6 separate regions of the Mus musculus genome follow, and regions 1, 2, 3, 4 and 6 are each linked to region 5. Evidence: chromatin loops called from intact Hi-C (ENCODE). Cell type or tissue: heart. All regions are shown on one strand.

Region 1 (5,000 bases), 140 kb after region 5:
TGTATTAACAGGTTACAGCATTAGCAAGGCTGAAGAACCACTGCTCTATAGAAATCATTTCAAGTTCAGCTTATCTTTTACAGGAATAGTTTTAAGTTCTGTACTCAAAACAGGTAACTACTAGGAACTATTAACCCAAGGTAACCTAAACCATTGTTGTTTCAAAGTCTTTGAGAACCATTCCTCTCCAACTTGTGAACTAGTTACCACTTAACCAATGAGATTCAAAACTTTCTGGAAGTCTCTAATTTCATTAAATGTGTATTTTATTATATAACCCATGTGTTACACCTTTAACAAAACAGGTCAAGCCCCTAAACCACTGTAATAAACCGTACTTATAAAATGCTTTTGATCACATTCATACTAATTATTGATTGTCTAGAAAACTACATTTGGCATTTAGGGGTATACTTATAGCATATAGTTACAGGTTTTTACTTATATACTTACAGGTTTTTGGATACTACTAGTTTTTTTAACAGCCATTCTTGAAATCTATCAGGCACTGCATGAACTAATTCAAAATATTATCTATCTACATTACCATCAATAATACCGTATCATTGTGAAGTAAGAGCTTTGGCAACTGGTATGAATAAAAGCTAGTGGACTTAATTAGTAACTTGATTACTTAAGAAAAAAGTTTATTATCTTTTCCTTCAACTTACACTTACCAAATGGCTACCAAGTTGTTAGGACATACTCATTAAATTTATTGAACCAAGCTATATAAAAATGAGGATATTAAGTATTTCTTTTGGACTGTTTGAACCAAAAAGTTTGAGCCACCAGTCTAAATAATCCAGGGGTCTGCAGACCAACAGTGGGCCAAAGCAACCTTTGAGAACTTTCTTTTAACTGAAGAAAATAAACATCACCACCAAAACATCATGTAGCAGAGACCATCATACTGACCCACAGCAAGCAGAGCCTAAATACTATCTGGCTCTTTGTCCATTCCTGAATTTATACAACCAAAATATACAAACATTTTCACTGATTCAGACTCCACTGATACAGACTCTAGACCTGTGCTGTCAAATTGAATGATTATATACAATGAAATTAAGATGAAACAAATTAAAACTCAAGTTTTTGGTAATCATACTACATTTCTTTGATAACCATATTTTAAGTGCGCCAAAAATGACTGCTAATAGATACCATGTTGGACAGTGCAGATATAGAATATTATTATCACAGAAAATTCTATTGGAAACGCTTGTTCGATCCAGTATCTAGAATCAGTACCTTCTCGTATTCTCAGCATCAAACACATCATTTATATCACCATCCCAAACATTTTACTCCATTTACATCTATCAACTTGTAAAGGTTTCCAGCCATTCACATAGTCAAGAAGTACACTGCTTGAACCTAACCTTTAATGACCAAATACCTTACGATATATTTCCTTCCATATTTATAAATCATCTCTCCAACAATCTGACCAATGAAATGCCATCCCCATGAAGTCTACTTTAGCACAAGACAATGAACCTATGAGACATACAAGGGACTCAACGGAACCAATTTAACTGAAATGAAAACTAACGGTCAACCTTGGTGTCTAGAATAAACTGCTGCTTTGGGTTTTAGCCACATGCTTTATCTCTGTTAACTTCTGTCTTAGTCACAGTTTTATTGCTGTGAAGAGACACCATGGCCACAACTCTTATAGCAGGAAGCAGTTAATTGGGGGTCTTGCTTACAGTTTCAGAGACTTATATAGCAGTCATCATGGGGAACCTGCGAGCAAACACAATGCTGAAGGAGTAGCCAAGAACGTCCACAAACAGCAGGCAGAGTTTTGGAAACCTCAAAGCTCATCCCTCATTAACACATCTCCTCCAACAAGGCCACCCCTCCTCCTAATCCTTTCAAACAGTGCCACTCTCAGTTGACTCGGCATTCAAATATATGAGCATAAATCAAACTACAACGTCTAGTACATTTTAAAAATTGCAGTAGGCAATATTTTTCTTCCCAAAGGGAATCCAAAGTCTTTTGGATGGGAAAGGAAATTTATGTAATCTAACACACCGATTTGTCTTTACTAATGTTGGACCTGCAGAAACCCGAAACTCTATTATTGTGCTCGGACGGAGCCTACAATTTAAAGTTCACTCGTCGCCTTCAGACCACGGAAGCAGGGAACGTCGGTCAGAAACACATACCACAAGGAGTTGGCGAGAGACGGTGGGACCGGATCCCGGAGCCCTGACCAAAGATGATGGGCGGGGCGAACCCGGAGGCCCACGGCGCACCGCGCAGACGACACGACCCCGGGAATGGAGCGGCTTTGGGAAAGGAGAAGCGAAACGCGGCGCTCCAGGAGAAGGAGAGCGGGCCGTTGGCGCTCGCGCGGTCCGGTCGGCTGCAGGGCCTTTCCGAGATCGCCCCGACGACCGAGCGACCTCAGCAACCCGCGCCCGCCCTTCAGCACTCAAACAGAACCCGAGCCCTCTCAGGAGCCCAGAACGGAAAGGAGCATTCTGACCCGCCACCGACCACCTGCTTGACTTGTCTGGGGTCCTCGCGCTCCTTGGAGTCGGACGTCACCTCTCAACGTCCCTGAAGTATTCAAATCTAACCGCCCTAGTGATGCGCATGCTCAGTGCTGCGCGCCGCGCAGACCCCACCCCTTCGGCTCCAGACCGGCCCCGCCCCTAAGACATAAACTTCTCTGTCCTCCTCTGCTCTGACTTAAGTTCCCTCGGGTTTTTCTTCTTTTCTACAGAATTTTCTTCGTCTCTGTTATTCTGAGAACGGCCATCTTCTTTCGAGTGTTTGCAGAGTAAACAATCGCACTGTTGGCTTCCGTACAAAATGGCGACTTCCATGGTATTGCGTCACAGCGCTCTGTGTCTACTCCCTATAGCTACCAGGAAGAAACTAGCTTCTGGGACGAGGTGGCCGAGTGGTTAAGGCGATGGACTGCTAATCCATTGTGCTCTGCACGCATGGGTTCGAATCCCATCCTCGTCGAAAGTGTCTTTTGCTAATTAGTGTAATGTGAATTTATAATCCACAGGATGGAAGTGATTAAATATTGCTTCGGGTTTTAATTCCGATCAGGTTCTATCTAACACAATTAGTCTCAGCATCGAGGTGTTTTAGTTGGTGATATTGTAATTTGAAGGAATTTGATATTTGAAATCAGCTGAAGGAATTGAGATATTTGAAAGGCTGCTTTTGGAATGTTATGACTCACAGATGAAGAAAAAGCAGATAAAGAGACTTTTTTCTAGGAATTTAATTTCTTACAAAGTAAAATAACAGGACATGTTCAGTGGTGGTCTGGAACATGAAATGTCCTAGCTCTGAGATGAATGCTTTCAGTCTTTAATGAGCTCTTACTCCGAGGGCTTTGTTTTGTTTTTGTTATTTTGAGACACAGTTTTACTGTGTAGCAGTCTAGCCTCCAGGTTAAAAATCATCCTGTCTCGCCTTCCCAAATGCTAGGATTACAAAGCTATACCCCCATAATCGCTATTTTGGGGGTTTAATACCTGTCCTGATCGTGAAGTACCATATTGCATTACAAATGCCACCTCTTCCAGCCCTTAAGCAAGCTATGGGATTTGTTTTCAATGTATACATTAAAAAGGTGCCCATGGGGGTGGGGGTAGGGGTGGGGGTGGGGGTGGGGGTGGGGGGGTAACCCAAGTGAACCCTTTGCAGGGCAGTGGTGGCGCAGACCTTTAATCCCAGCAGTTGGGAGGCAGAGGCAGGCGGATTTCTGAGTTCGAAGCCAGCCTGGTCTACAGAGTGAGTTCCAGCATGAGTTCCAGGACAGTCTGGGCTACACAGAAACACTGTCTCAATCCCCCCACCCCCACCCCAAAACAAAACTCCCAAAAACAAAACAAACAAACAAACAAAAATGCCCATGACATTTGAAATCTTGCTATGATCCAGAAACTACTGAAGAAGAGGAACACGACTACCTTTTCAAAAGACAAAAAGCTGAATCTTCTGGATTTAACCAAAGGATTAGGAATAGAAAAAAGAACAGAGATTTTCCTCCTGTAACATCATCAGACAAATTCATTCAACTCACACTTAAAAACCCTTAATGTTTTTTACATAACTAAAAGCAACATACATTTTACATGGATTATGTGTCTCCGACTCTGCAGAACCCTGTGATCATGATAGATGTCTTCATATTCTATTATTGTTGTTTTACACTGAAAGATTAATTTGTCCAAGGCTATACAGCTTCTAAGTTGCAGACAGGACAGTGTAACCCACATCTATTGACTCCATGATGTTTAACCCTCATCCTGTATGGTACCAGATCATGAAGAGTTCTTAATGATCCCCTGGAGTGGTGATTTTACATTCCTCTCACTGGGCATGCTCAGTGTTCAAGAGCCCAGCACCAGGGGCAGGTGCTTCAGCAAGATTTGTGGCACTGATGATTGGAAGGCAGTCAGACGCCTCTCTCCTGGTTCCTCCATTTTAGGTCCAAATCCCTTGGGAATGTTGCTACCTTCACAGTCTGGGCACTTTTGGCCAGTTCTCTTCAGCCATGTCTTACTGTCCGTTTTCTGTCCTGGTGGGACATACATCCCTTCAGGGGCCTTGCAGACAATTTAGTAGCCAATTTTTTGTGGGTGAAGAGTGGGCAGCGACAATCATTTTCATAATCTCTCATCAAAAACACTTTTAAATAAGGCAATGAGCTTCAGTGATATTGCCTGTGACTTTGCCTCTGATTGAAATCGTGTATTTTATATTACTCTGACTGCTTTAGAATTCCTATGGTTTGAGAGTGTCTGTCAAATTTTGTGTGTCAGAAATTTGATCCAAACTGGGTAGTGACACAAGCCTTTAATCTTGGCACTCAGGAGGCAGCAGTAGGCAGATTGCTGAGCTCCAAGGCTAGCCTGGTCTACAGAGCCAGAGGCATCACAGGGAAGCCCCGACTGGAGAATCAAAACAAAGCAAAAAGAAATTTGATCTAGAGCAGCAGACAGAGCATCCATCTC
Region 2 (5,000 bases), 290 kb after region 5:
AGCTCTACCTTGGGAAGTCAGTAAAAACACTTAATATAAAAGGAACCATACAAATCCCATCCACAGGGCTGATCCAGGGTTATTTGTCAGGGGTTCTCCGAATAGCGTTTTCTCCCTCACTGACACCCAGGCGGAAAGAGGTAAAGCATACGGTAGCATAGACAACAAGTAAACTGCCAACACACAGCAGAGCTGGGTACAGCAAGAGACTGGCCCCATGAGGACAATGGGAGGACAGGACCACAGCCCCTTTCCAACTCCTGTCTGTGTGGTGTCTGTCATGTGAACAATCTTCAGCAGCAGATGGATCAGAAACAGCAGTTAAACATGCCCAAGGCCAGAGCCTTACAGACGTGCCCTATTTATACACCTTTCACAGAAAAGGTCAGAGACCTCCAAGGACTGCATCCATACTGAGCATTTCTAGAAAAGCCAAAGGTTCCCCTCCATCCACACTGAATTCCACATCACACGACACCAAGAGTAAGATTAGACTACACACAGACACACGCGTTTAACTCATTACTTCGATTCCTAAGAACCTTCCAATCTACAAAGCATTTGAGAAGATACCATGTTAGACAATCCATTTTCACAAGCTCACTGGTCAACGCCAAGACAAAAAACAAGTGGGAGAGAAGGAAGGGGTAGGAGCTGGGTGCGAAGGGCAGGACAGACAAAAGTGCTCAGCAGGACTAGCAAATAGCCTTAGGGACATTGCCTAGGGTTAGACTGCAGCAAAAAGAAGCCAGCACAATTGAGTAAGAAACTGACATGTGGAAGGGGTGCTTCGGAAGAAAGATCTGGTAGCTAGCTGTGTACAGACTGGACCAGAAGAGCCAGAGGAAGCAGGAAGAAACTGACCCGGGAACATGGCAACAGAGAGGGAAGGAGGGAGGGAGACACCAAAAAGAACAAACCAACCCCAGCAATGGTAGTGCACACCAGGACGCAGAGAAGAGACTTGCTGCCAGTCCCAGGCTAGCATCCGTTCTAGAGTGATAAGAGGTACAGGAGAGAAACAAGGGAGGAGAGGGACAGAAAGAGATGGCTACCAAAACCATCTCAGTTAATGGCTCAACTCCCCAGGGCCAGCCCTCCCAAACACTCATCTGACAGACAAGTATCTCCTGCCAGATTAAACCCCTGCCACAGAGGGAAATGTTATTTTGGCAATTCCCACCTTCCAGCAGCCAAACCAGGTCACCCTTCTGACTGCCACCAAAAGAAATCACACACAGTGCAACCCCAGCAAAAGGAAAGATTCTCCAGCCTTCTCTGGATTTTAGACATACAATTAAACTCTCTCCAACAAACTTCAGTCTCTTGTGTGAGGTAATACCCCCTTTCCCCACAAGCCTCAACTCCACCCAAGCTGGGGTCCAGACTCTCCTGGGGAGAGAGCGCCGGGGTGCTATGAATGAACTCCATACCCTGTTCCTGCTCCTTTGGCAGACAGCAGCTTTCTCACGGTGGGCTTAGAGCCAAACACAGCCGAGTGCTGCTCTCGACCAGTCCCACTGGTGTGCCACTCCAACCCAGATTTTTCTCAGCAAAAGGCCATGTTCTCAGCTGTTATCAGCCTGAGACTCCTCTCTTCCTGTTCCCAACTTAATCACATGAGGAGGGGCACCGGAGCCGAGTGGATTTTCTCAAACGGGTAAACATCATACAGCCTAGAGCTGCTCACCCGCTGGGGTTAGCGCTCACAGCTTAAGCCAGAGATCCCAAAGTGTCCTAGAACAGTGGTGTCCCCAAGAAATGTGGTCTCTCTGAGGCTTTCCTTGTTGGTGGAAGATTATGGAGGTAGAAGATGGGGAGAAACGTGTCAGGTGGTACAAAAGAAAGCTGGAAACCTTATTTTATGTCTTCAAATTTCTGCCTCAATTTATGGACTCAGCTTTATCATGTCCCTATGTGGGTACCTTCTTGCCCAAGGAAGACGGCTACAGCAATAGTGAAGGCATCGCCAAGCACAGTGGGTGTGTGTGTTGGGGGGTGGGGTCCCTTAGTCCCAATCCAAGTAGCCGCCTGTGCTCTTAAGACTGCCGACAATGGGCCACTAGGAGACATCCCAGGTGGAGTTAAACCTCTACCGAGAGGCAGACTTGCTGAAAGCCTCACTGCTAGCAGGCTCCGCTCGCCTCTGTGAGTCCACCAGCCCATTCGCCACCGGCCAGGGCACTCGGTGCGCACACCCCTCAACCCTGCCCCTCCGCCTTGGCTAAGTCGACCCCACTCTTCCCGGAGCCGCGAGGATATCTGCGGCTACAGACCAGAGCCAGTGCCGCAGCTCCTCCCGGTGGACGCCCCGGCCCCCGCAGTCCCCAGGGCAGAGTCCGGCCCCGTGCCCGCCCCTTGGGGTGGGTGCCCCGGACTCGCTCCCCTCCCCGATACCACTACCTGCGCCCGCTCGGGCGCCGCCTTTGTCCGGCTCTTCACCGCCGAGCGGGCCCCTTGGGCCCGACCTGACCCGGTCCACGGCCCCAGAGGAGAGGCGGCGGGACTGGCAGGGCACAACCAGGCCAGGCCTGGAGCACCGGGTCCCGCTGTCACTTGGAGGCGGTCTGACAACTTCGATTCCCCCCGCCCCACCTCGGACTCGGCCGCCGCCCCGCACGGTCCCCACAGGGCCTCCCGCGGCCCACACTCGCTGTTCGAACCGGTCCCCTTCCGTCTTCGGCGCCTCCCTTCCTTCAGCCCGACCCGATCGAGTCCACACTACCCCTCGCCCTGACGCGGCCCCCATCCCCATCCCCCCTCCGGCAATTGCCGGTCAGCTCCCAACCCGGGAGGGCGCCCCCCACCCCGAGAGGGCGCTCCCGCGGCGACGCCCCCAGCCGCGGCCCCTAGCCTCCGGGACCACGATGGGGGAGGGGGCTTGGCGGGGGCCTTGCCGCCCGCGCACTCGGAGGCGAGCCGGCTCCGCCGCGGCGAGGAAGCACCCCGCGTCCTCCCGCCCTCCGTAGCCCGGGACGCCCGCGCCGCCGCCGCCCGGCCAAGCTGCCACCCTGCGGCCGCCACCCACCCCGCCCCCGGCCTGCGAGGCGGGCGCCCCCCGGGGGCTGTCACCTCGAGGCGCGCAATGCTCCCCGATGGCGGGACCGCAGCGCCGGACCCGGGGGAGGGAGGCGGCGCGCGCGGGCGGGCAAGCAGCCGCACCTGCTTCTTGTCGTCCGTCCGTCCCTTCCCGGGGCTGGCGGGGGCGGCGGCGCGGCGCGCTCGGCGGGGCGCGCTGACGGGCGGCCGGTCCTCTCCCTTTTGCTAGTCCGCCTACCTAGCTCGCTCGCTCTCGCTCGTTCGCCCTCCCCTACCCCCTCCTGGATCCCGGCTCCTAGCTCACCGGGACGAGAGGCGCGGACGGCGCGGCTTCGGGCGCCCGCAGGCCCTGGCCGGGCTGGAATCCGGCGGCTGGAACCCCCCGGGGGCGCTCAATTCCCGGGCTCCACGCTGCTGCGTCAGCGCCTCCTCCTGGGGGCCGGGGCCGGGCAGGCGGAGCGGGGGCCGCGGTCGGGCGGGGCCGTCGGGGGGGGCGGGCGCGCCTGGCCGGGGCGGGCGGACGGCTAGGGCCGGACGGGCGGGGCAGGCGGCCGGACGGGCGAGCAGCGGGGGCCGGGCTCCGGGATCCGCTACGCCGCTCGCGGTTCCCCCACAAACTCCCCGAGAGCGGAGCCTCCGCCGCCCTCCTTCCTGCTTCCTCGTCCTCAGCCAATCAGCGGCGCGCCCCTCGGCAAGCTCCGCCAATCAGCCGCCCCGCCCTGCGCTGGCCCCGCCAGCCAATCCGGCCCTCGGCTCCCCCTCCCGGTCTCCAACCAATCAGAATCGTGGGTCGGTCGTCCCGACGCAGGGGGCAGCACGAGGCGGCCGGGGGAGGCGGTGCGGGGAGTGGTGGGGCCTGGGGGGAGGGGTACGGTGCCAAGGGTGGTGGCGGGGGATGATTTTCTTTGCCGGCTTCTTGTATTTTCTCCTGGTCTTTGGAGCCTGAGCCAGTATCCCATGGTGACCTGACCCTGAAGCCCCAGCACCTCACTGCAGACCCCCACCCTGAAAAATCTTAGCGCGCCCCCTCCCTGACCATCACCCTTCTACATCCCTCTTTCCTCGTAACCTCTCCAGCACCGGCTACAGTAAACTGAGGGTCGAGGGGGCACCTCACCCTCAGGCTGCTGCCCCCATGGCAAAGCTTCGGGAAGACCAACCGAAAAATTCAAGCAAGAACAACACCCCCTTTCCTCCTGAAAGGGCCCCAGACTCGCGCGAAAGGGCCCCGACTCCTGAGAAGCCCCTCCCGCCCTTGCCTCATCTTTCCGACTTCCCTGCTTGCCACGTCTCCTTTCCTTCCTAGCAAGGTCGGTCCTGGCTCGGTAACCCCTCACCCGCATCTCTTTTTCCTCTTTCTGTCCTTCACCTAACGCCCCCCACCCCAGTTCCCAATTCGCCCTCTTTCAGAAGCCAAGTGTGGAACCCTCATCCATTTCCAGCTGACAGCAGAGTCTGGTCTGTGAGTCCTTGACACCCACACACCCTCTTCCACCACCGCGGGGAACATCAGAGCTCTCCGGTGGAGAGGGAAAGGGGCGGGCAGCCCAACAGGCGCGGCTGGACACACTCCTTCGCGTCCCCAAGCTAGTGTAGAACCAGTGCAGACACTTACCTAGCTTCCCCATAGTCGCCTTATGCTGTGGCTCCGTCTCTCACACCCACAGACGTGCTTTTCCAAGCCTGAGCACGCTCTCGGGGTCAGCTGGGTGGGTGGGCACAGCAGGCTGAGGTCATATGAAGGGGTGGGAAGTCCCTGGGAGGTGCGGGAAGGGGCTGTGTCCTGGACACCTTGTAGCGCCAGAGCCAGCCCAGGACTTCACTTCAAGGAGCTGTAATGTGCACACAGTAGGTTCTTGAGAAATACCGAGTCCACCCCTGAACAAAGCCTCATTTCCAATTCAGGCGGGGGAGGGGCGCTTTGGGAGGTAAAGGAGCAGGAGCAAAAAAGGGTAGTGTCA
Region 3 (5,000 bases), 76 kb after region 5:
ACAGAGAAACCCTGTCAAAAAAGAAAAAAAAAAAAAAAAAAAAGCCTGGTATGGAGGTCCATGACTGCCCTAGCACCTGGAAGGCGAGTCAGGAAGACGACCACAAATTTAAGGGCAGGCTGCGCTGCATAGTTAAATTATCTCAAAAAGCAGCCCCCACACCCATTCCCAAGTTCATAAAATACTATATGACCTTCATAAAATATGTGTTGAGACTGGCTCAGGTTGAGAGCACTGGCTGCTCTTCCAGAGGACCCAGATTCAATTCCCAGCATCACATGACAGCTCACAACTGTCTACAACACCAAGATTTGACATCCTCACACAGACATACATGCAGACAAAACACAAATGCATATAAAATAAATTATTAAAAAAATCAAAAAATTAAAAAAAAATCAAGTGTTGGCAAGCATATGGAACAAACATCCAATACCACTGACATATTTACATGAAATTTAAAAACAGGCGAAGATGAGCTGGGGAAGCTGAGTCAGGATGGGGAGTTCAAGGTCAGTTTTTGCTAAAATGCAAGATCCTTGATCAAAAAAAAAAAAAACAAAACCAAAAATATGGCCGGCACAGTGGTACTCTCCTGTAGTCCCAGCACCTACAAGGCAGAGACAGTAGGATCCCGAGTTCCAAACTAGCTTCTGGGTTACAAAATCAGATCCTGCCTAAATAATGCCTTTTAAAGGTAGGCCACCTTAGTGAACAGTTTTAGAAATCACTGTTCAGCCATCAGGGTGAGGGGGAAATACTAAAACCAGGAAGGATAACAAGAGGTTTATAGCATGGTAACAGCAGTCTATTAGTGATTACATAGATACATTCTTTTTTTGTTGTCTTGTTTTTGAAAGATTTTATTTTATGTATATGAGTACACTGCAGTTGTACTGATGGCTGTGAGCCACCATGTGGTTGCTGGGATTTGAACTTGGGACCTTCAAAAGAGCAGTCAGTGCTCTTAACCACTGAGCCCTCTCTCTAGCCCCCAATATATTCACTTTGTATTCACTCACGTATACACTTGTATTTTATACATCTTTGTATTTTATACTTCATTTTATTTTTATTTCTTGGAAGTTCCTTTTAGATTTCTTTTTTGTTCATGAGAATTTTGCCTGCATACATGTGTGCGTACCACAAGCATGCCTGGTATCTGAGGTCAGAAGGCGGCACTGGATCCCCTGGAACTGGAGTTATGGTTGGTTGTAAGCCACCATGTGGGTACAGGAGCTGAACTCAGTTCCTTGGGAAGAGCAGCAAGTGCTCTTAACAGCAGAGCCACCTTCCAGCCCCTGTTCTTCACTTTTCCTTTTCTGAGACAGCTCTTCCATTTGTGGCTCAGGATGGTCTTGAAACTGTCATCCTCCTGCCTCTCCCAAGTGCTACGATTATATAGGTGAGTCATCTAGCCAAGATTCTCTTTAGAAATTTGTTTTATTTCTCGGTCTTTGCTACTCTTTTGCTTACGCAATCTTTGAACTCTGGGGCCTTCTACTTCAGTCTCCAGAGAGACCAGCCACTACCCTCATTTTAAAGTAACCAAGAATCTGTTAGCCCTGGCCCTACTACGTAACAGCTGTGAGCACTTTTCTCTGATCTCAGCTTCCTGCGTCCGGACCACAGAAGTGAACCTGAAAGTTTGTAAATCCCAGCATTGGGAGACTAAGGGTAGCAGTTCGAGCCCTGCCCAGCCTAGGTCGTGACCTCGGGTCTCAAAACAAATGCTTGAAGTACAGGTCGGTTTTCTCCACAACGAATTCAGTGGGTCAGTTAGCGTCGGTCGGTTGGTCGCCCTGCTCCGCCTTTCTCCGGTTTCTCAGCGTAGAGGGGACCCACAAAGCTGGCTACGGGAGCACTGGCCTGAGCCGGCTCAAGAAGCCGAGCGGCCATGGAAGGGGTGCGCCGGCGCCGCACACTCACCTGTCCCGCGGCCACGGGCCGCTCGCTCCTCCGGGCAGCCGGCTCTGCACACACCACACTCCCCCCACTTCACCCGGCTCGAACGCGCTTCGTTGCTCCTCTGTCAGGTTTTCTACGAAAAATTTCAGTCTTCCTGGCCACACCTGTGGGAGCGCCTCGGCTTTGCCCAGGCGCGGATCTGCGCACGGCGCGCGACTTTCGGAAATCCCGCCAAATCCTCACGCTCCTATCGCTGCAACGTCATCACGCCTTTCTCCGACCCGCCTCATACCTACTTCCGCTTCTGCTGCGAACCTGACGGACATGCCGGACGGCTTTGAAGCCGAGTGATTTCGTAGGGTCACTCTTCCCTTCCTTTATGATTGTTCTGATCCGGCCTTTCTGGTTACCCGACTGAGGACTACAAGTCTGCAAAGACGATGTGATCAGCCCAGGACTACATAACCCAGAATGCACTGCTGCGGAAGCACCTCTGCAAAACTTCTTGCACAGCGGATGTGGACTTCGGTCAGAAAGGCTTTGGCCAGTTCTGGCAGAGTGTGGATCTTTGGTAGTTGGGATGGTATGCTTTGGAACCAGGTGTTCTCTTGGTCTCTGTGGGCGGCAGAGATGAAGAAGCTGGAATAAAGATAAAACCTGCGAATGGAGCCAGCGATTAGAAAACCAGTGTGGGAATCAGCGAGGTGGAAAAAAAAAACCTTTTAATTGGGCGGGGGTTGGGACCGGTGGATATAATCTAAATATATACATTCATAAAACTACCAAAAACTAAAGCGAAATAACTCACTCTCTAGTGTTTTTTTTCTTCTCTCGCTTTGTAGTGGTTACTCCAGAAAAGTAGGAGCAAAATTGAATAAAGTAAAGGTTTGTGGAGTTTGCCAGGAACTTCGTATGTTTCTTGTTATACATCTAGGTGTTTTCAGACAAGATCTCATACTCCTTGAACTCTTTTTTTTTTTTTTTTTTTTTTTTTTTTGGTTTCGAGACAGGGTTTCTCTGTGTAGCCTTGGCTGTCTGGACTCACTTTGTAGACCAGGCTGGCCTCGAACTCAGAAATCCGCCTGCCTCTGCCTCCCAAGTGCTGGCGTGTGCCACCACCGCCCGGCTCCTTAACTCTATGCCAAGAATGACAATCCTTCTCCCACCTTTGTTTCCTGTACTGCTGGAACATTACTATGTTCTGTGTTGGGGATTGAATCCTGGATTGTATGCATGCCACACAAGCACTTCAACAACGTAGCTGCATGCTTAGCTGAAAATTACTTATATTTAATGAGTACACTGTAGCTGTCTTCAGACATCCAGAGGGCATCAGATTCCATTTACAGATGGTTGTGATTCCATTTACAGATGGTTGTGAGCCACCATGTGGTTACTGGGAACTGGACTCAGTGCTCCTAACTGCTGAGCCATCTCTTCAGCCCTAGGTAATTTTTTTTTTAAGATTTATTTATTATATGTAAGTACCCTGTAGCTGTCTTCAGACACTCCAGAAGAGGGCATCAGATTTCGTTACGGATGGTTGTGAGCCACCATGTGGTTGCTGGGATTTGAACTCAGGACCTTCGGAAGAGCAGTGGGAACTCTTAACCACTTAAGCCATCTCGCCAGCCCCAGGTAATTATTTTTGAGACAGGTTCTTTGTAACCCAGATTGGACTCAGCTCCCCAACGTCTGGGGTTGCACAAAAAAAAGCCACCATTCTTGATGTATATTTACTTTGTATTTTGAGAGACACCTTAGTTAAGTTTCTCTGGATAAATTTCCCAGGGTGACATTTAAACTTTGAATCTTCCTGCCTCAGACTCCCATGTAGCTTGTTTTTTTTTTTTTTTCCCAACCCCATACAGGTGTGTGCCCACAGGGCTGAGTAGTTTTTTTTCTTTTGAGACAGGGTTTCTCTGTGTAGCCCTGGCTGTCCCGGAACTCACTCTGTAGACCAGGCTAACCTTGAACAGAAATCTGCCTGCCTCTGCCTCCCAAGTGCTGGGATTAAAGGTATGCGCCACCACTGCCTGTTGTGAGTAGTTTTAAAGTGGATAAAATTTGTATTTTATACTTATACTATTTTACGTCAAAGGATGGTTTGGTTTGGTTTAAAAATACATTGTGTGTGTGTCTGTTTTCACAAGTAGAGGGCAGAAGACAACTTGAAGGTCAGTCATCTCCTTCTACCACGTATGGAAGTTCAAGATTCAACTCAGGTAGCCAGGGTTCATGGCAGCTGCCATCTCCTCCATGAAACTTTTTTTTTTTTTTTTTTTTTTTTTGGTTTGGAGCTGAGGACCTAACCCAGTGCCTTGTGTTTGCTAGGCAAGCACTCTACCACTGAGCTAAATCCCTCTTAAAAGTATTTCAGGTGAGACAGAGGTTTGAGTTAAATATTTGACAATGACAGACCAGTTCAAGAAGCATTTTGGTTGTAGAAAGAAACAAACTGATTGATAGCAGGTAAAAAATGAATTGCTCCTCCTGGAAATTAGAATTATAATCTGGGCAAATCTTAGCTTAGAAATTTAAGAGGCAAAGGACACCAGTGGCTGTCAAACAAGAAAAGGTTTATTCATTCTCAGTTAAATTGAGATAGAAAGGGGTAGAAGAAACAAATACCCCAAGACCCAAAAACTTGCTTTTCGTTCTTATCACTTTTCAGATCTTTCCACTTCTTCAGAGGCCCAGCAGCATGGGTGTTGCTTTTGGTAATTTAGCACAACCCATACATCCCAAAATGCTTAAACTAGTCTGAGTACTTTTCTTCAAAAACCAAAAACCTAAGAACTGGGAAAAAAGATGAACTAGAATTCTAAAAGAGAACCAACAATTCCTAAAAATATAACTGTAATTGGAAAAATATTGAACTATACAATCTTAGTCATGTCTGTTCTTTAATTGGTATATGTAGCCCAGGCTTACCTCAAATTTGCATTGTAGATGAAGATACTTGGAACTTGGACCCTTCTGAGTGTTGGGACTACTGGAACTTACCACTATGACTGGTATATGTAGTACTGAGCAGAGCATCAAACTCTGAGTTCCTGAACTAGGCAAGTATTCAACTGACCCACATCTGT
Region 4 (5,000 bases), 150 kb after region 5:
TCCCATATCTCATCTAGAAAGTATGAAGTCAGGGCAATGGCTCCACAGTTAGGATCACCTGCTGCTCTCCCAGAGGACCTGGGTTCAGTTCCTAGCATCTACATGGTGGCTCACAACCATCCCTAACTCCAGTTCCAGGAGAGCTGTTCTCATTCTAACCTCTGCAGGGGCATGTGTGCACGCGCGTGCGCAAACGAACACACACACATACACATACACATGCAGAACACTCATATAAACTAAAATGAATACATAATAGAAATTCTTTTAAAAAGAAAATATGAACTGAGAAAACATTTACCTCACGGGGCTACCATAAGCGTTTCATAAATTGGGTTCTAATGTGTTGGGGATTAAGTCTGGCGTGTGCTCAATGAGCGAATTATGATCCAGATGCAGAGCATAATCACCACCAGTAAGAATCTTACTTGCACCTCTTTCAACTTTATCCTACTAAGTGAGCTCTCTTCAAAATCTTAACAATGTTTAATGTTTCCAGAACAGCAAACTACCAGGGCCATCTCCAAAGCCCTTCTGAAGCATACAGGATAGCTGTCTTTGGAACTTCAGGTGCTGAGCCTCCTCAAAAGAGGAAGGTTGTAGATGCCCCTCAATCTACTTTATGATTCCTCTGTGTTCCAGTGTACAGCAGGCAAAAGCCTGACTCACCTGCCGATCCCGAACCTGCTCATGGATCTTCTCCGAGACTGCAGCTGTCTTCGCAAACATGAGCACTCCTGAGGTGAGGCGGTCCAGCCGATGCAGTGGGTGTAGCTCTTTCAGTTGGTGCTCCTTGCCTAGGATGAAGATGACCGTGTTGTGTCGGAAGCGGCCACAGGGGTGCACAGGAATGGAGGACGGCTTGTCTATAACAACCACATCGTTGTTCTCAGCTAGCAGGTGGATAGGCTCTGCTGTGACTGGTGGCTCATGTCTGTGCACTGTGTTCCGCAAGAAATCATTGTCCTGTCAAAAACATACGCAACATCAGCCTGGGACCAGCAACCTATAGATAGTCAGTCACCCCAGCTCCTCAGTTCCTTACTGACACAGAGGAACGGTCACAGTAAAGCCTTCAATAGAAAAAGAAGTGGGTGTAGTAAGATCTCATTTTGTAAAAATATACACAGGCATACAGCTAGTTTTGAAAAATATACAAAGTTGATTGAATTTCTTGGTGGTGAGAATGAGTATTTTTGCTTCTTTATATACTCTTTACAATAAAGTTGTATTTTAAGATTTTTCATTACATTCATTTATGTGTGTACATGCATAACAGCGGCACACGCAGAGACAAGAGGTTGTGAGTCTTAGTGGCAAGGACCTTTACCTACTGAACATCTCACCATCCTGACAGAAATATATTTGAAAGTAAATGTCTTTTAAATAGAGAGACAACCTCTACTAGTTACGAACAAACAACACAAGTTCAGAGCTCTAGGCTCTACACACAGATTTGATACAAGCTCACTACATACTCTTGGGCAAGTCATTTTAACGCCTCTAGGACTTGGTTTAAAAACCTATGGTTTTCAAAATCTGTATGGGGAAGGTTATTTCCAAATCCTGAAATTCTCCTTTTCTCCTTACAATCTCTGTGAGCCAGTGTTAATGATAGTAGTCTCACTGAATTTAAAAAAAAAAAAAAAAGGCTGGAGAGATGGCTCGGTGGTTAAGAGCACTGACTGTTCTTCCAGAGGTCCTGAGTTCAATTCCCAGCAACCACACGGTGGCTCCCAACTATCTGAAATGGGATCTGATGCCCTCTTCTGGTGTGTCTGAAGACAGCTGCAGTGTACTAAAATAAAATAAATAAATCAAAACAAAACACCTGCCTAGTATCTATCCCTGACTTCCTAATTCTATACACATGGGAAACGAGTTTCAGTGTTAATATGAGCGCACACTTTGGGAATCGTACTGTTGCCTTACTTTGAGGTTCAGTTTGGTCACAAAGGGGAGAAGAAGCAATGCAAACTCCCCAAAGTTGCCACTTGAGTTTAATGTTAGAGTGCACAAAACGCTTAACTTTGTTCCTGATACAGTTAAGAACACATAAATGAGGTCTCTATTATTATTTGTACAGAGATATATCATGCAGGGTAGAAAGTAGGCAGTGCCCTTGCCACAAGGCAGATATTAAAGGAACATGAGAATTTCCATTTTGTTTGTTGGAAACAAACAGCCTTGCTGGCAAGGATGATCAGGTTAAGTTCTGGAGCGTGGGAAGGCTATCTAACCTACTTGGGGCTGTGGGAAGCGGGGACTAAAAGAGCACCAAGAGAAAATGAGATTGTTTCTGAATTACCATCACTTTACTCCCATACTTATAAGGTGTGTCTGAGAAAACAAACAAACAAAAAAAATCCCAAAACCTTCCCTCCTTTTCTCAAAGCTAGTTCCATCAGACACCACCTTGAGCACGATGCTGAGGTCCTGGACTGGTTCCTCGTTGAGATGCAGGCGTCCTGCCCGGACAGCGGCCTCGTAGTAAGACAGTGGCTGGGATCGGAACTCGGTGCTGAAGACGTGCAACAAGCTGCGGCCCACCCAGCGACCTTTACAGTAGGTCTGGAAGTCAAAGTAATAGGGCCGCACCTTGCGCAGGCCGCCCTCGAAGTAGTAGGTAGTCTCTGCGAAGTGCTCATCGCTAAAGCTCACCCCGGTGCGCCGTTTCTTCGGAGGCGGCACGACCCGTTCCCCAGTGGCGCCCCTCCGCTTTTTCCTCTTGCCTGAGTCGGCGACTGGAGCTGGGGTCTGCTCTCCGTTGCTCGGGAGCTGCCCTTCGCCTCCCTGGGCCTGGTCCCCGCTCTCCGGGACCTGCTTCCCTACCGCCGCCGGCTCCAGGCGCTCCAGGAGCGGCTCTCCGCTCGTGTTGCTACCAGCATCTCCATTTGGCTGAACCAAAGCCTTCAGCCCGCCCGCTGCCTCGGCTTGCGCAGACAGTGCCTCAGTCATCGCCTTCCCACAGCTACCCCAAGTCCGGACAAAGCTGTGGGACCAGAGCGCCACCTGCCACTGCACAATGTCCCGTAGGCAGCCCGGGACACCCCGCCACATGACAGCACGGCTAGCCGCTTCAGGGTCGCAATCTGATGGCGTCACAAGGTAACAACCAATCAGGAAGATCCCAGTACAGAGGCGGGTTTGCAAGAAGGGAAAAGTGAGTTGTTTTCAGAGTTAGGTGTCTGAGGAAGTCCTTGCTTGGAGTACCCTTATGCCCAAGGTCACAGGTAGACTCATTGAAGAGATCAGATGGTATTTCCTAAAGGAAATCTTCGGGAGTGCTCCACATAAAAGACTTGAATGGAGATGATGGTACACATTTCAAATAGATAAGCGCTATTTTCCTGGGTCTGTAAAAAACGCCTAAAAGTGTACTTAAAAGAGGCAGAGCCCGCAAGGTATCGCACACCTGTAGCTCAGAAGGAGCATCAGGAGTTTCAGTTCTATGGTTATTCAAGAGTGTGTCTCAAAATAAAAGCAGACAAGCAAAAGAATAGTAATTATTATTGTTTTAAAAAACGAATACAAGGCAAACAAGCAGGAAAAAAGTACCAATCAGAATGAAAGTTGCTACAGCTATGACTGTATTAGTACCAATTTGTCTACTTTGCTTTTACTTTTGAGGGACAGTGTTGGAGAATCCTAGAGTATCAAGCACTCGTTCATTTAAGTATACCCAGTACTGCTATTGTATGACTTAAAGGCTGCATATTATAGTATGTTACATACCTTGATAAAGCTATTATTATATATATTATATATTACATATTATATATAATTGTATATGTACATATGTATTATAGACATACTCCCCAGAAGCAATTTTTTTCACACCTGCCCTTCCTGCTAACAGCATGAAAAGAACTAGAGATTGCCTATTTGACTTCCATGAACTCTTATCCAGAACCACTTGCACATTAGAACTTCAAATGGATCAAAATTTTATTGCCAAGGTCTTATGTGTGTATGTGTGTGCCAGTTGCATGCACTTGTATGTATGAGTGTGTGCAAAGGTGAGAGGTCAACCTCAGATGACCTTTCTCTGGTGCCGTCCATTTTGTTTAATGAGACAGGGCCTCTCACAAGCATGTACTGCAATGCCCACCTTTTTAATGTCGGTTCTGGGGATCGAACTGAGGTCTATGTTGCATGACAAGCACTTTACCAACTGAGCCTAGCCCTTCCTTTATCTCCCTAGCCTGCTAGGGTTCTTAAATGCAAAATGCTGAAAACTGCACTGGCTAACTTCATCAGAGCAGGGATTACTGGGAGGATGTTAGTACTTCATAGGATTCATAAAAGAGTTGAAGTATAGACTGAGGAAAGAGACCAAATCAAGGCAAGCAAGGCCTCTGAAAACTATCTGTTGCTGGAGAAGAACCCCACTTGGGATGCTGCCACTGTGAGACTTGCTGCTGTGCCAATTACTCTTTGCCCCCACAACCCTTTGTCCCTTGAAAATCACTAAATATATCAGTCTCTTTGTGATCCTATCTCAAGATCTGGAATCCTACAAGGGAGCCAAACTTCCAAGAGGGACTAAATCTGTCTTTATTTTACAGAGTGCCTGGCAATAGTCAGTAATCCCATTATTCTTCACAGTGGGATTTCTCCAAAAAATGTAAATATTTGATTGCTAGTGTCTAAAAACAGGACAAGTGTCTAGTCCAGTTCAAGTATGTGAGCATGAACTTTCTCATGGGCGTTTACTATACAAAATGTTAATGTTGGCTTAGACTATTCTTATGCATTAGCCTTCTGGAGAAGATCAAGAGATGATTTTTATCTAAATGCTTCTATATATCAAAAGTCCCACAAAGGGAGGTGGACATAGGAGGACCAGAATTGTTAGGTCATCTTTGACTAAATAGAGAGTTCAAAGTTATAAACAAAAATTTCTGGGGGGAGGATATGGGGGACTTTTGGGATAGCATTGGAAATGTAAATGAGGAAAATACCTAATTAAAAATAAAAAGGTATTCAGACAATGAAAA
Region 5 (5,000 bases):
AGAGGTGTGTGCCACCACACCCACATACCAGCTTCTTTATATATTTTGTGGCGTTTCACCTCACTGGAAAAAAAAAAGCAGATAAAGGGCCTTAAAATATAAAAGGGGTGGGGACATTCTCTGGGGGGGGGAGGATGAGGAACTGTTGGAGGGTGGGCCTGGAGGGGGATAAAGACTGGACTGTAAAAAAAAGATTAAAGATAATTTCATACACACACACACACAGAGACAGACACACACATGGAAAGCTGGGTGTAGTAACACACACCTTTGACTCCAGTAGTTGGAAGGCAGAGACAGATGGATATCTGTGAGTTCAAGGCCCCTCTGGTTTACATAGTGAGTTCTAGGACAGCTAGAGCTACATAGTGAGAACTTGTCTTGAAAAAAAAAAAGAAATACTGTATATATTTTCATACATATACATGTACATGTGCATATATATGAAAATGGTTAATAAAGCTTGGCTTAAAAATAAAAGAGAGGGGCTGGAGAGATGGCTCAGCGGTTAAGAGCACTGACTGCTCTTCCAGAGGTTCTGAGTTCAATTCCCAGCAACCACATGGTGGCTAACAACCATCTGTAATGGAATCAGATACCCTCTTCTGATGTGTCGGAAGACAGCTACAGTGTACTCATATGCAAAAAATAAATAAATAAATCTTTAAAAAAAAAAAAAAAGAGGAGCCGGGCATGGTGGCGCACACCTTTAATCCCAGCACTCGGGAGGCAGAGGCAGGTGGATTTCTGAGTTCAAGGCCAGCCTGGTCTACAAAGTGAGTTCCAGGACAGCCAGGGCTACACAGAGAAACCCTGTCTCGAAAAACCAAAATAAATAAATAAATAAATAAATAAATAAATAAATAAATAAATAAACAAACAAACAAAAGAGGTAGGAACCAGGTCTAGTGGTGGCTATCTTTGTTTGTTGTTTGGTTGGTTGGTTATTCGAGAGGTGGCTATCTTTGTTTGTTGGTTGGTTGGTTGGTTGGTTGGTTGGTTGGTTGGTTGGTTGGTTATTCGAGAGGTGGCTATCTTTGTAATGCCAGCACTGAGAAGACAGGTGGGCAGATGCCTGACAGTTAAAGGGTAGGCTGATCTACAAATCAAATTGCAGGCCAGCTAGGTCAACACAGTGAGAACCCGGCTCAAGAGCACCAGATGTAGCTGTGGGCTCAGTGGGGGCGCAAAGACAGATTGCATGCATCCTGGAAGTCAGGATTGCACTTGAGAGACTACCTGGGAAGCCATGTCTTTCCTTATTGTTGTATTGGGTTTTTGGAAGGGAGGAATGCTTAGTTATGGTCTCATTCTGTAGCCCAGTCTAGTCCAGAGCTTCCAATTTTCTTGCCCCAGTGTCCTGATGGTTGGGGTTACAGATGTGAAGCCTTCATGCCTAGCTCATTTTAATTTTTTAATAAGAGAGCTGGGGTAATGAGCGTGTGGTCTGGGGTATGCATAGGTGGGCAGTTGGGAAGATGGACCAACAGGGATGAACTTCTGTTCCCTCGCTGTTCAATCTGTTCCCTTGCTATTCAATCTGGAAAACCAGACTAGCCCTGGCAGGTATGGGTGTGGGACTGGCTGAGCCCAGCAGGTGGCAGCACAACCTCAGAGATCCGGGGCTCGGGAACTGGCGCGCGTTTGAGTCTGGTGCCTGCCAGGTGGACTCTCCTGGGAGATGCTGGCTGCCTGTCACTGACGGTCCTTGTTTAGCTCACTTGAGTGCAGAGGTAGAATTAGTTCCCTCTGAGAGACCAGGAAGCCAGAGCGCTGAGCCGCTCCTTCCTGGAGTTTAAGCAGCAGGAAACCTGTACAGAACACAAGTGAGATGCTGAGGTCTCAGAGCGGAGTCAGTGAGCGGAGTCAGGCCCGTGTCTGTACCACCTTTTCCTGGAAACGTCTGAGCAGGTCACATATGAAAGAATGTCTGCTAGCTGTTGGTTCACTTGTTTTTATGTGTTTTACCTGCACACACGTCTATGCTTATGCCTGCAGTGTCTCTAGAGGCCAAAAGGGGGCACCAGATCCCCTGGAGTTACAAGCAACCACTTGGGTGCTCAGAAGTGAATCCAGTTCATTTTAAGAGCAGCAACTGCTCCTAACCACTGAACCATTTCTCCAGGCTCTGCTTTTTAATTTTTGCAAATAAAGAAATGCTAGAGTTTGGCCTGGTAGTAGATGAGTGTAATTGCAGCACTTGGGAGGCCAGGATAGGAACAGGGTACGTTTAAGGTCAGCCTGGACTACACAGTAAATTCAGTTAGCTTGGTTCTACATCACACCAAGACACTGTTGGGGGTCCCTTTCCCCTTTTGTGCATGCATGTGATCCCCCCTCCCCCCGTCCATCCATCTAGAAATAGTTTTGGGTTTTTTTTTGTTCTGTGTTTGTTTTTTGAGACAGGGTCTGTGGCACTCACCTTGTACCCCAGTGTTGTCTCAGACATGAGCAGCCTGTCAGCCTGCCAGCTAGGGTTACAGACCTGAGCCTTTGCTCCTCATCTCTTTCTCAGAGTCCTTCTGATGCTCTGAGGACAAAGTGCTGATGAGCCTGACCAGGCGTCTGTAATGCTTTGACTTAATTGCTTTTAAATTTTAAATCCAAGCTGGGTGGTGGTCGCGCACACCTTTGAGTCCATCTCTCAGGAGGCAGAGACAGGCAGATTTCTGAGTTTAAGGCCAGCCTGGTCTACAGAGTGAGTTCCAGGACGGCCAGGGCTACACAGAGAAACCCTGTCTTGAACAAAAAACAAAACAAACATGAGGAAGAACAACCCTAGAGTGATTATTGTATACATAAGTGTTGAGTGCTGATTTCTCTCTCTTCATTTTTTTTTTTGAGATTCAAGGTCATTATTTATTTGTTGCTCTTAAAGACTCATTTCTGACTGGACTCAGACTTAGAAGTAGAAGCTCTCAGCGAGGACAGCCTACGTCTCTTGGCAATCTGTTCCTGGCGCTTTTCTTTGGCTTCCTTCATTCTCTTGGCCAAAAGTTTAGCGTATTCTGCAGCCTCCTCCTGTTCTTCTTAGTGCGTTGCTTCTTCAGAGCAATACATCGGCGTTTGTGTTATAGGACGCGTGGAGTAACAAGACGCTGAATCTTGGGTGCTTTGGTCCTGGGCTTCTTACCTTCTTTGTTTAAGGGCTTCCTGACAACATACTGGCGGACATCATCTTCTTTGGAGAGATTAAAAAGCTTTCGGATTCTACTAGCTCTTTTAGGTCCCGATGAGGCACAGTAGTGTCTGTCAGTCCAGGAATATCCTTCTCTCCTTTCTTTACAATAACCAAGTTGAGAACACTGAGATTAGCGTCCACGATGCATCCGAGAACAGACTTGCGCTTCCTCTCTACAGTTCTCCTTAGTCTGTAACAGGGATGCCCCTTACTCAACAGCAGGCGCACTCTGCCATGGGTCAGAACACCTTGCTTCATGGGAAAACCTTGCTTATCATTCCCACCGCTGATCCGGACCACATAACCCTTCCACTCTTCACCAAGAGCATCAGCGACTACTTCCGTGGCCATGCGCTTCTCATAGAAGGTGCGGAGCTTACGCTCGTCATCCACCTCGATGAGCTTCTGACAGCCGGTGGTAGGGAAGGAGATGTTCAGCTTCATCTTGACACAGCCGAGTGCCTGGGCTCTCTCTTACTTTTTTAAGCTGATGTAGTGGTGCTCGCCTTTAATTCCAGGGCTCGGGAAGCAGAGGATCTATGTGGGTTCCAGGACAGCCTGGTCTACATAGTGAGTTCCAGGACAGCCAGGGCTGTGTAGAGAGAACTTGTCCGCCCAAAAAAAAAATGAATTTAAGATTATACTTCTTTATTGTGTGTTGTGTGTAAGAGTACATATGTGTATTGCCATGGTGTGCTTGTGATGGTTGGAGGGTAACCTGTAGCTATTGGTTCTTTCCTTCCACTTGTGGGTTCCAGGGATTGAACTCTGACTTGACATCAAGCTCCCTCACCCACTGAGTCATCTCTCCTGTCGCTTGCTCCCAGCCCCTGTAGTGGTTATTTTGTTTGTTTTGATTTGACCTGATTTGGAGATAGGGTCTAATGTAGCCCAGGCTGGCTTGCAACTTGTTATATATAGCCCAGGACAACCTGGAACTCGTGATCTCCTGCTTCTGCTTCCTTAGAGCTGGACTTACAGGCATGGACTCCCATAACACCAGGCCACTGTCGTGGCTTTAATGGGTCCCCCGGAGGTAGAGGCTTGGCTAGTTCCACTAACTGTTGTTGCATTGAGCATCTTTATATATTTAGTCATTCCTCTCGAGTTCAAATTCCTAGGCTGAGTCAAAGGGAAAGTGTGTTTTAAAATGTAACGGATAAGGTCACCAGGGTGGGTCAGAGACTAAAGGCACCTCACCAGGGCATCTGAGTGCCACATTGGTAACCCACTCCACCTGCTGCCCTCTGACTTCACATGGACACCGTAGCATGGCAGCACACTCAAGAGCACAATGTAAATAAAATAATTAAGTGTGATAGCTTCCATGCCCACCAAGAGTGAGACCGGGATCAAGTGAGGAGACTGCTGGATGTCAGTGGCAACTCCCTCCATGGCCTGCGCCTTCTTATCACAGGTGCCATGGTGGCTGTGCCAGGGAGCCACAGCCTCTTAGGTGGCATGAGATTGATGTGGTGACATCGCTTAGGCTTTCACATTGTCCCTCCGGGAGGGTGACTGATTATGTTTTCTTTACTCTTCTAGGTGAAGAAGGCGTACAGGCAAAAAGCACTATCCTGCCACCCAGACAAAAATCCAGATAACCCCAGAGCAGGTAAGCCTCTCAGAATCTGGGGGGAAGAGACCTGCCCCCTGCCCCCCCACCCCCCTGCGCTGTGGGTGCACACACATGACCCGCCTTGAGCAGTGAAGGGCTTGGCTTCACATGGTGGGATATACAGTCGGTTGTAAATGTACTTAACCATTCATTGTTGGCCTGCTGTGTGCCAATATTGTCTTCTTTGAAGTATTCACTGAG
Region 6 (5,000 bases), 420 kb after region 5:
GATCAAATGACATCACAGGTAGAGACCCAGCAACCATAAGCTGTGGGTGCAATGTGTTCCTGGAGTGAGTGTGAGCACCGCTGGCCTGTTTGACTCTCTTACCCATCACCCCTTGCTTCACAGTGGGCTTCTGGATGCTGCACACATCACCACCTTTGGCTTTTGCATGATTGTATCTGGCTAGCTCCCACCACCCACACTTCAGCCTTGCTCATGGGCTTCTGTCCTTGTCACCCTTCAAAACTGTACCAGGCCCCTCTATTTTGACTGGGCGTGGCGTCACCCACACCCCAGCCTGAGGTGGTAAGCTTCCTGGTAGTTAGAGCCTGTGTAGTTTCTGCCCCAGGGCCTCTGCCCCTTTCTCCAGACCTACGTGAGGAATGTACTAGGGAGACACAGGCTAGCTCTTTCTGCTCCCAAGAGGACTTCTGGCCTGAGACTTGGAGACTGTCCTGGCTCTGTGTCTCCCTGAAGATTTCCCCTGCTCTCTCTTTCCCCAGATCCCACAGGGCCCTTCCAGGCCCCAGCATCACTCTCTGGTGTCTGGACACTGCCCAGTTCCCTCAACCGGCCCATCTGAGACTTTCTACTTTCTACTTCCTTGCCTGTCACAGAGCCTTATCAGCCCTGCCTTGGGATCTTCAATGAAGCTCCTTGACTTTGTCACTGCTGAGGCTGCCCTCTAGTGACCTCCCCAGTCTGGCTGTTACTTTCCTAACCGGACATCCTTTTGCTTGTAAAGGCCACCATCCTTACTTATTTCCAGCACAGACAGAGGCTGGTGGATCTCTGAGTTCCAGGGCAGCCTGGTCTACAGAGTGAGTTCCAGGAAAGTCAGGGAAAGCCTGTTTCAACACACACAGACACACACACACACACACACACGCACACGCACACGGCAGTGGGGGTGGGCCACCATTGTTTTTCTGCCTCTTCCTGTATGAGTCTTGCTTATGTGGTTAGGTGAAGCCCACAGTTGATGCTCTGCCAATGGCGTGTGATGGGCAGGTCCAGATGCAGGCAAAATTCAGCCTCTACCAAGGGTGGCAGTTGGTGGGGGATGGAATACAGGGTTCTGGGAGAACTCTGTGAGTCTCTGTCTCCACCATGAGGAACAGAGGCCAAACCCAAGGAGTCTTGGGGACAGGGGGTCAGTCCCACACTGGGGTTCATCTCCCACTGCTAAGACTGGGGCTGCAGGTTGGGTGTAACTTCAGAATGGGCCTTGCAGCCTGGGAGGTTAGGGATGGAGTGAGGTCCCAGGCGGCAACACCCAGTCTGAAGACAGGCAGGTCACCTGCTCCCTTCAGAAGCTACCCTGCTGTGGCATGCATGCTTTTGGTAAGGTGGGGCCTAGACTTGGAACCTGCTCAGGACTGGTCTCTCCAGCCCGACTTCATGTACTTTGAGGTCTCCGTTCCAGGCCTAGGAATTAGGACACTTCATGAGACAGGAATGTCCACTGTAGGAGCGGGTGGTGTTGAGGCCAAGCAGAAAAGAATGTCCTTTGAGCTGCCTTCTCCAACCTATCCTTGTCTATCTTCTTCAACATTTCCCCACAAGTGACCTCTAAGGATTCAGCCCCAACAAAGAGCCATTCCTAAGCACTGGGGTGGGAGCAGCCTTCTGGGATCTGCAGGCAGGCAAAGGACAGGATCTGTTCCCAGAAGCACCTAGTGCTGGGGTCGAGAGAATGGCCTGGGGCCTGGAAAGGGAGCAGCCACAGGGGGACTGTCTGGAACCAGTGCTGCAGGAGCCTGGCTTTGATACGTTGGGTGGAAGACAGGAAAAGAGACCCAGAGAAGATACTAAAGGGGCACCTCAGGTCATCCCTCGTCCACACACTAGATGACTGTGACATACTCAGACCCCAGAACTGAGGGAGGCAGGCAGCCTTAGGCACTCCTTCAACTGAGGAGATGACCACCGCGCAGTTGCCTGAGGCAGGAGGAAAACGGCCTGAACCTTGCTCTGGCTACATACTATTCCAAATATGGATGTTGCTAGGTATTTGAATGTTATCATCATATGACTCACTGAGGGATAGCCACCTGGTGTTATAAAGACATAAGAGCCATTGCCTGTAAGGAGGAAGGAGACTGGAATCCACCATCCCATCTCCCTCTGCCTAGACGGAGCCTGAGGAGTAGGCCAAGGGCCAAACACTATACTCAGTCAACCAGTCTCCCACAGGAGCGGGGGTGGGGGAGAGCAGTGGGGATGTCCACACTGACAGAAATGGGGTAGAGGGTCTGAGCAGCGCTACCTCTATGGACTTAAGCCTTTCCTCCTGGGCAGATGTCCCCTAGAGAGAAGCTTGGACTTCCAGCAATCCTGTTCTTGAAGTTGGCTCCAACTGTATCTTTCCAGATGCTACCAATAAAGTCCATCTGACGTAGGCCCTAAAGGTGTGGTGGCCACCCGAGTTGGCAGGTGACCTGGGAAGGTGCAGGGAGTCACCTGGGGAGAGCAGTGATCCAAGACCAGGCTAGGTCATCCTGCCCAACCCTAGTAGGAGAAAGAGAGAGCATAGAGAGACATCGCAAGCAAACTTGTTTTGGTGGAGTAGCTGTAATAAGAGGCCTAGGGACAGCAAGGCCAGCACCCTGGCTTTTTGTATCGTCTGCAGTACAAACAGGTAAGGTAGCCTGCATGAGAGACAACACCTGTCAGGCTCATCAATAAAATAAAGCTTTTACCTCTGTGTAGTCTGACTGTTCTGATGGAGTTGGAAGGTGGGATTGAGCTAGACTTGGGAGATGATAGTGAGAAAGGGGGCTGAAGGAAACCCCACCCCCACTCCAATTGCCAGCCAAGCTTTTGGAATGCTTCTGCCCCCTAGTGGTGACTTGGAGAAAAAGACACCTGGTTTGGGAAATATCGAACTGGAAATTCTCAAGCCCCGCCCCCTCCCACAGCCCGGCATTTCCCCTCTTCCAGGGATCCGTCGAGACACACCTGCCTTCTTCAGCTTGTGTCCATCTATCTGAGTGGTCAGAAAGGCAGTTACAGCCTGTGCACAGGTACCCACAGTGACACAGTGTAGTGCTGGCTAATTCCATACTCATCCTGCAGGCAATGAGGCTTTACGGCATGGGGGCACTGGGCCAGGCAATGGGGGAAGCTCAGAGCACTTAGTATAGCAATCTGCCTCTGTCCGGTGGGAGAGCAGACTGGTAAACCGTGTTTTTGTGGGGTCTGCTCAAGGGCGTGAGAAGCTGTGAGTGACACTTGGAAACACGTGGCCGGCAGCTGGAGCTTCAGTCTTGTCTTTGGAGCTGTTCAGGGTACATGGTACTTCAGCCTGGTGGCTGGGAAACTTTTGTGTCTACATTCAGGATATCTTCCTGAAGCTCTTACAGGGGGCTGGGTCATCCTATCTGCAGGGTTGCCAGATGTCTACCTGTGCCTCCTGACCCCTCTGCTCTGACACTGGCTGGCAGTGGAAGCTGAGAAGGACAAAAACCTGGCCTCGTCTCTGTAGTCTGTTTACATCCCTCCTTTCTAAACCTGATCAAGGACTAAAATTACAAAGAGTGGGGGCTGCATTAGGTCTCTCTCCCTCTCGGACTGCGATCTGTGTAGCAGGGGCGGTTACAGTGGGAAGCTTGGGACTTCTGGAGGTTTCTGGGATAAGGCTGACCTCAGCAGTATTTGTGAGGCAGGGTGCAGAGAAGGTGGAGGAAGTGTGTGCTTGTACGTGTGTGTGTGTGTGTGTGTGTGTGTGTGTGTGTGTGTGTGTGTGTGTATGTGTGTGTAGACAAAAGCGGAGAGGGAGACAGAGAGAGAGAGAGATCTAGGAGCTCGGGTGCGTCACTGTTGCTGGGAAAGTAGACAAGAGTCTGACTCAGTGGGAACATCCGGCAGGAAGGGAGGAGGGTACACAGTGGCATTTGCAAGCAGGATGGGAACTCAGGAGCTGCAGAGATGGGGGTGTGGGGCCAGGGGCGAGAGCCTGGACAGCAAAGGGCCTTAGCATGGTGGCTAGAGACCGGGGTGGGGGTAGATTATGGTGAGGGGAAATATCTGAGGCCTGGTCAGTCAGGGACATAGGGGATGCCAGAGTTTGTGACACTCATGTCAAGGCCTGGAAGTCAGGACCACATAAGAACTGAAGCTGACCTAGGCACCCCTGGGCAGAGACTGGCCTCGGCTGTGTGAAGATACTTACTTGGGGAAGGAGTCTGTGTCCTTTCTTGGGATCTGAGAGTCTGCAAATGTTATCCTGGGAGTGTCAGGATGAAAGGGCTCTGTGAGAGGATCCCAAGGGAAGAGGGCTGCTAACTGTTCCCAGCTTCTGCTGGGTTAAGGACCCCATAGAAAGGCTCCTTTTAGCATGGTAGGGGTCTGGAGACCCAGAGAGTTAGGCCTCCAGGAGTGGCCATGCTTGGAGTACAGAGAAAAGCACATTCCAGCTCAGAAACCAAATGGGGGAGAGTGGCATTTTGGGTCTGTGGTGGTGTGAGATGGCCTTGGGGAGGAGGTTTCTCACTCTTATCTAACGACTTAAATGCGCTGACTGGACAGCCAGCAGGAAAGCAGAGAAACGCCCCGAGGGAGGGCCGTCAGCCATCGTGTGGAACCTGCATCTCTTGCCTTTTTCTCCTAGTGGGAGGGATGAAGACCCAGCTATCCCATTTGTGGGCACACACAGGCGGGCGGGTCTTACTGGGGCTCAGGATCACAGGTGAAAGTGGGCCCTTCGTGCCTAGATCTCCTGTGCGAGGACACTGAGGCAGGGCAGGGATATGTGCTAGACAAGACCAGCCGGCTGCTGGTGCCCCGGTCCTCGCCCTCTGCGAGTGGAAGGGTGGGGGTGGCGGCTAGGCGTTCCTGGCTGGGAGCCCAGAGCGCTCTTTTGTAATCACAACATGATCTCTTGTGCTGAGCAGCGAAGCAGAAGCCGGCAGGGAGAGGCCGACAGGGCCGGCTCTGGTGGCTCCAGCTTCCCTCCAGCTCTGGCTCCCGGGAGCTGTTTTGAAATTCTCTCAGCGCCTGGT

The links. Hi-C counts contacts between places; a loop is a spot of excess contacts. Peaks named below come from ENCODE experiments on the same cell type or tissue, not always from the same donor. Only the 100,000 strongest peaks of a DNase experiment are listed, where the experiment ranks them.
Region 1: it touches region 5 in a loop (5-fold over the local background); 21 of 42 quality-filtered maps call a loop at or near these places.
Region 2: it touches region 5 in a loop (2.2-fold over the local background); 3 of 42 quality-filtered maps call a loop at or near these places.
Region 3: it touches region 5 in a loop (4-fold over the local background); 12 of 42 quality-filtered maps call a loop at or near these places.
Region 4: it touches region 5 in a loop (4-fold over the local background); 21 of 42 quality-filtered maps call a loop at or near these places.
Region 6: it touches region 5 in a loop (3.0-fold over the local background); 4 of 42 quality-filtered maps call a loop at or near these places.

What each region holds. Positions count from the first base shown.
Region 1 is chr2:119,044,741-119,049,740 of GRCm38, reverse strand. It overlaps Knl1 (kinetochore scaffold 1), which reads right to left and starts at 2,622. Exons shown (of 24, transcript NM_029617.3): 1 at 2,518-2,622. n-TSgct7 (a tRNA gene) reads left to right here and starts at 2,910; the gene lies at 2,910-2,991. In heart, a CTCF peak has its summit at 2,563; DNase peaks (open chromatin) are centred at 2,600 and 2,870; H3K4me3 peaks cover 2,696 bases; H3K27ac peaks cover 1,874 bases.
Region 2 is chr2:118,900,101-118,905,100 of GRCm38, reverse strand. It overlaps Bahd1 (bromo adjacent homology domain containing 1), which reads right to left and starts at 3,486. Exons shown (of 7, transcript NM_001045523.1): 1 at 3,344-3,486. It overlaps Gm32957 (a long non-coding RNA gene), which reads left to right and starts at 3,921. Exons shown (of 4, transcript XR_003954052.1): 1 at 3,921-4,349. In heart, CTCF peaks have their summits at 2,277 and 3,949; DNase peaks (open chromatin) are centred at 2,470, 2,710, 3,750, 4,770 and 2 weaker places; H3K4me3 peaks cover 3,949 bases; H3K27ac peaks cover 3,014 bases; H3K27me3 peaks cover 506 bases.
Region 3 is chr2:119,109,964-119,114,963 of GRCm38, reverse strand. It overlaps Knl1 (kinetochore scaffold 1), which reads right to left. Exons shown (of 24, transcript NM_029617.3): 24 at 4,467-5,000. It overlaps Rad51 (RAD51 recombinase), which reads right to left and starts at 2,150. Exons shown (of 10, transcript NM_011234.5): 1 at 1,930-2,150. In heart, no CTCF peak of the experiment used is centred here; a DNase peak (open chromatin) is centred at 2,283; H3K4me3 peaks cover 2,012 bases; H3K27ac peaks cover 1,488 bases.
Region 4 is chr2:119,032,884-119,037,883 of GRCm38, reverse strand. It overlaps Rpusd2 (RNA pseudouridylate synthase domain containing 2), which reads right to left and starts at 3,094. Exons shown (of 3, transcript NM_173450.3): 1 at 2,416-3,094; 2 at 670-966. The coding sequence starts at 3,060. In heart, CTCF peaks have their summits at 1,772 (motif pointing left) and 3,026; a DNase peak (open chromatin) is centred at 3,063; H3K4me3 peaks cover 1,823 bases; H3K27ac peaks cover 1,578 bases.
Region 5 is chr2:119,186,142-119,191,141 of GRCm38, reverse strand. Dnajc17 (DnaJ heat shock protein family (Hsp40) member C17) reads left to right here. Exons shown (of 11, transcript NM_139139.2): 2 at 4,727-4,796. It also overlaps the pseudogene Gm14138. Among named protein-coding and RNA genes, the nearest start is that of Gm14137, 14 kb to the right of the region's middle. In heart, CTCF peaks have their summits at 1,612 (motif pointing right) and 1,965; a DNase peak (open chromatin) is centred at 1,651; H3K4me3 peaks cover 526 bases.
Region 6 is chr2:118,762,524-118,767,523 of GRCm38, reverse strand. Ccdc9b (coiled-coil domain containing 9B) reads left to right here and starts at 4,863. Exons shown (of 11, transcript NM_001001982.2): 1 at 4,863-5,000. The coding sequence starts at 4,872. In heart, CTCF peaks have their summits at 700 (motif pointing left), 2,627 and 2,834 (motif pointing left); DNase peaks (open chromatin) are centred at 1,283, 2,913, 3,883 and 4,833; H3K4me3 peaks cover 510 bases; H3K27ac peaks cover 2,130 bases.